Regions from separate parts of the Homo sapiens genome. Here region 2 is linked to region 1. A link is an interaction called in ENCODE POLR2A ChIA-PET data of the cell type or tissue named here. Cell type or tissue: Panc1. All regions are shown on one strand.

What was found. ChIA-PET counts read pairs that join two places held together with the same protein. Peaks named below come from ENCODE experiments on the same cell type or tissue, not always from the same donor. Only the 100,000 strongest peaks of a DNase experiment are listed, where the experiment ranks them.
Region 2: POLR2A ChIA-PET joins it to region 1 with 8 read pairs; 3 of 35 experiments call an interaction of 5 or more read pairs at or near these places.

What each region holds. Positions count from the first base shown.
Region 1 is chr10:112,789,934-112,792,433 of GRCh38, forward strand. The region is part of intron 7 of VTI1A (vesicle transport through interaction with t-SNAREs 1A); the gene reads left to right. Among named protein-coding and RNA genes, the nearest start is that of LINC02935, 100 kb to the right of the region's middle. In Panc1, no CTCF peak of the experiment used is centred here; no DNase peak of the experiment used is centred here; H3K27ac peaks cover 2,162 bases.
Region 2 is chr10:113,377,582-113,380,081 of GRCh38, forward strand. No RefSeq gene overlaps it. Among named protein-coding and RNA genes, the nearest start is that of HABP2, 170 kb to the right of the region's middle. In Panc1, no CTCF peak of the experiment used is centred here; no DNase peak of the experiment used is centred here; H3K27me3 peaks cover 1,350 bases.

The DNA of each region.
Region 1 (2,500 bases):
CACACCTTTTTTTCTTTCCTTTTTTTTTTTTTGGTGGTTGTTATCATGTCATTTTTTTGTTGAAAATAGGACATTTTAGATAATATATTGTAGCAACACAAGAGTCTAGTATTTTTAAGTAGCTTTTCTGAATGTAGTCTCTAGAATCTGTCTCCGCTGCAGTCTACTCAGTTGTTGCTTTTTTCTTTTCCTCAAGTCTTATCTTTATTTTATGAGGCTGGTTTCCTAGGGGTTGCCCCTTTGTGTGCATAGCTTAGTGGTCAGCCAATGACTGGGCAGAGATTGTATTCAAAAACCTCCAACCCATAAGGCTTACATCCTCTGCAGTGATCTGTGTGTGGGTTGCAGAGCACATTCAAAGTTCAGCCAGTTCCCAAGCTTGCCTTGGCTTTGGCTTCTCACTGGTGTCTCTCAGGTCTTCCCAGCACATATATATACTTTCCCACTCCATAAGAGATGCATAGAGAGCTTATCTAGCACTTCTGTGGCTCTTTCATTTCCAGGATCTCCCCATCACATTTTTGGTTGGCCTGTTACCCGCCCCAACTAGGACTGTAACTTTAGGCTAGCAGAGGTGTGGGTTTTCACCATTCATTACCTACCGAGTTTGCTACTTTTATTGACAATGCTGCTAGGCCTGGGTTTTGCCCTCTGCTCCAAATCAAGTCAGCCTCTTCTGGCAGCCCCACCCTGGTAAAACCATCATTCTAGCCAACTAAGCTAAGGGGTGAGGTGGGGTTGTTCTTACCCAAAATTCTGCCAGTTTTCTATGAATAAGCACTTCTCAACTTGTTTTTTGCCTTTGGTCGTCATCCAGATCACTAAAAGACGTTTTTTTTTTTTTTGGTGCATTCTCCAGTTTTATACTTGTTTTGTGAATTTGCCGACCTCTTCGCTCATAGCTGGAAGTCCCCTGGTAGGAGGATTTTTGCTGGTCTGTAGAATGTGTTTGTAGAAAGTGTTTAGGATACCCTTGCAATGAAAGACCTCATCTTTGCGGATTTGGGCCTCTACTTCCCAGAATCCCAAAGACCCCTCCTCAAAGGGCATTTGGTGCTTGAGGTTCTCCAATATGGCAATGACCAGCTCTGCATGCTCTTGTTTCATTCCTTCCACCATCAGGGTGTAACTGCCAGGATCCCGTCTGCATGTGCTCACATGAGCTTTGAATCCAGGCAGCTCTTGGCCCATTAGCTGACCCAAAGGCAACAGGTGGGACCTGTTTTTGGCGGAACTGTTGAAGAAAAATGCCCTAGTCATCAGGTTGTTTCACTTTCATTTATCTCTGTCATCTGGGAATACAATATAGATAGTATCAGGCGCAACAAAAGGTACATTCTGATATTATTTTCAGTTTTTTGTCTAGACAGAGAAGACTAACCACTTGGATATCAGAAATGCCTACCACAAAAAATAAGAAAGACACGCTCAGCAAAAGGCCAGAGGGGGGTAGCACTGCTTGTTCACTTTCTCTCTATATATTCTTTTTTTAAAAAAGAAGAAAGTTTAAACCCCACCACCCACTCATCAGGTGATTGGAGACTATAGTTGTAAATATGTGCTGCAGGCAGAAGTTCTGAAAAATCCCAGAAAGTGTTGAAAACATCTCTAAACAAGGTATTTTTCTTCTGCACCTTTCTTGCTAAAGGTCCCAATTGCTGCCAAGAAAACCAGTGAGAATGTTAGCTGCCAAATAAAAAATTTATGACAGTGTTTGGCAAAGGACTATCTCGTTGCTTGTTTTATACATTTCCACAAGGTGCTTGAAGGCAGCCTCCTTTTTTCTTCCCCCCACAGCACCCCCTCACTTTGGGTACGTATAACTTACACTGATCACTGTTCTGAGTCTGTTCTCTAATAAAAAAGCAAACTCCTGTAAAGTAAGATTAAACAATATAACTTTTTTTTTTTTGCTTCAGTAGCCTCCTAAAATGTGAGGGAAACACTTTCAAATATGTTGTGTTGCATAGCAGGGGAAAAGAGATGCTGGGATTGCGTAGTTAGAATAGACACATTTATAGGAAAGGAATAAGAACCTTTCAATTAAAAACTGTGGACTCGGCCAGGCACGATGGCTCACGCCTGTAATCCCAGCACTTTGGAAGGCTGAGGCAGGCGTATCACAATGTCAGGAGTTTGAGACCAGTCTGGCCAACATAGTGAAATCCCGTCTCTACTAAACGTAGAAAAAATTAGCTGGATGTGGTGGTGTGCACCTATAATCCCAGCTACTCAGGAGGCTGAGGCAGGAGAATCATGTGAACCCGGGAGGCAGAGGTTGCAGTGAGCCGAGATTGTACCACTATACTCCAGCCTGGGCGACAGTGCAAGAGAATCCATCTCAAAACAAACAAACAAAACCTGTAGACTCTTAGTGTTAGAAGGAGTCTTAGAAGTCCCCCAGTCCTTACGTGTCCCAACGTCTCATGCTTTGCAGATCAGGAAATGGGGGCCCAGAAGCAGAAAGTGCTCTGCCTGAGGTCACACAGCCCAGCAGCCC
Region 2 (2,500 bases), 590 kb after region 1:
ACAAATGTTCATTTGATTAATCAACAATTCACTCAATTGCTACTTATTGAGTATCTACTTTGGGCCATGTTCTGGGGATGTAATGATGAGTCATAAAGGATGAGGGCTCTGCTCTCACTAAGCTTACAGCATGAACGGAGAGACATACATCAGTGAACAATGGCACTATTGCATCCATGAGAATTAATGGAGAGAAATACTTCAAAGAAAAGAACTACAGTTTAGTGACAGCTGACCAAAATGGAGGGTCTAGAGAAGGCTTCCCAGGAGAAGTGAGGATTGAGATGAAGTCTGAAGAAGGAGTGCGAGTTTCTAAGAGCAGAGGACAGGAGAGTACCAGTTGCAAAGACAGACAGAGAGAAGAGGAGGTGCCAAAGGAAGGTGCGGTCAAGAGATGGGGAGGGAGCAAAGGAGAATCAAAGCTGGGGATGGAGGAGGGGTGTCCAAGGAGTAGTCAAGGCCAGAGATCAACAGAGCAAGAGTTGAAGCTAGGGTTGGGGGTGGCGGGGAGGAGATGCACAAATCATGTGGGTCCTGGAACCCATGTTAGGGAGGTTGGTCTTTACCCTTGCAGTAGGAAGTGACACATCTGAATTGAGCTTCAAGAAGATCATCTGAAGGCATCCCTCAAAGGACGTCCCATCTCCTCCGCATAGCATATCATCCGAATAACTTAGTTGGAAGCAAATTACACTGAATTATGTGAAAGCTGCCTCCCTTGCTTATGTCTTGTGTTCCCACAGAGAACACAAACTCTCCAGGGGACAGAAACATGGCTCCGTGTGACTTGTACAGAATCCTGACAACACTAGGTGCTTAGATTGGCTATGTGCCCAAGTGTAAGACAAGCCTGAATATAAGGCAATGTCTCGTTTTCCAAAGAGAAAGCCAACTGGAATATATAAGCTTTTATAAAATAGTAAAATCCCTACTTTAATACTAAATGCATCGATTTATTTGCATATAGCACATATTATATAAAATAATATAAACATTTAGAAATAGAGATTCCCTAATCTTAAAAAAAAGTTTAGGTCATGAAATAATTATATTCACACTCTTCCCGGGCACCTTGGTCATTTGCCTTCGTTGTCACCGAAACCATTTTTGAATCATAACTCAGTTCTCCATCCCACATCATCTTCACTTCTAAATTGTTCAAGACACAGCACTTTGAATGATGTAAGATGCTGTCACTGAGAATTTTATTTGTGGCCCCAAGAGATTTTTTCTGTTTGTCCTATGGGTGGATATTTATGAACTCCACAAGGTCACCATTTATAATATGCTTTTTTAAGAAAGGCAAAGTTTAAAAGACTTGCTTAAAATACTTCCCATGTATTTAATGATGAAGTCATATCCTCAGAAATAACAACCGAATCTGCATGAAATATTTTGCCTCTTTTTTCCCCCCTGATATTATCAGATGATGTCTGTAAGTTTCCCCAACTTATTTCCCCCAACAACTATCATCCATTGAGATCTCTCTGGACTAATGTCGTTCCCCAAACACTTCCTTGGTGCTCAGAATAAAGTAATTGAGAAAGCATCAGGAGCGAGAAACTTTGTAAAAACTTATATACTATAGAACAGCTTTTGGGGAAAAACTTTGCCTTACAATCAAACTTATATAGCAAGTGTTTATCAAATGAATATATTTGCTTACTTCCCCTTTGATCATGACTTAAGGGACACCACAGGATGACATGGAGACTTTTGCTGGGAGAAATATTGTGTAACTTTTAAGAATCTATTTTATTTACCTTAAGCCAGTGGTTCTCAAAGGAGGGTAATTTTTGTCTCCCAGGAAACATTTGGCAGTGTCTGGAGGCATTTTTATTCATCACAACTAGGAGAAGGAATGCCTTTGGTATCTAATGGGTGGAAGCCAGGGATGTTGCTAAACATCCTATAATGCACAGGGAAGCCCCCCAACAACAAACTTATCAGGTCCTCAATGTGAATAGTGGCAAGATTGAGAACTCCTGGCCTAAAGTGAGTCAAAGACAATTGGCTTGAACTGAGTCAAGAGCAACGGTGGCACACCAGGGCTTTTCTACCTCCCGACATCCCTCATGAGATGAGAAGGTAGTCTCAAAGTCCTGAGTTTTTCCCTCTTCCTTGAGGCTGAGTTATTGAAAACAATCCTTCTGCTCTGCCATCCACTTTTCCTCCGCCTCTCATCCCAAGCCCCAAGTCCCTCTGTATACAGATGAATGGATGAATGAATAGCTGAATGAATGAATTCCATATGAAGGATGCCAGGGTACCCAGTCTGGCTTTGTTTGCTCAGAGAGCGTTGGTTCTCAAGGGGTAAGAGTAGCTCTTGGTCCTTACCAGGTGCTTCCTAGATCTTCTGAGACAGAGCCATAAGATTCAGATGGTTCTAGAAGTGGAGCAAGTGTCAAAATGAAGCATGTTGGATTAAATTGAGTTGGTAAGAGCATAAGCCCTGGAGCCAGGGGGGCAAATCTTTTCTTTCACTCAGTAGCTGGGTATC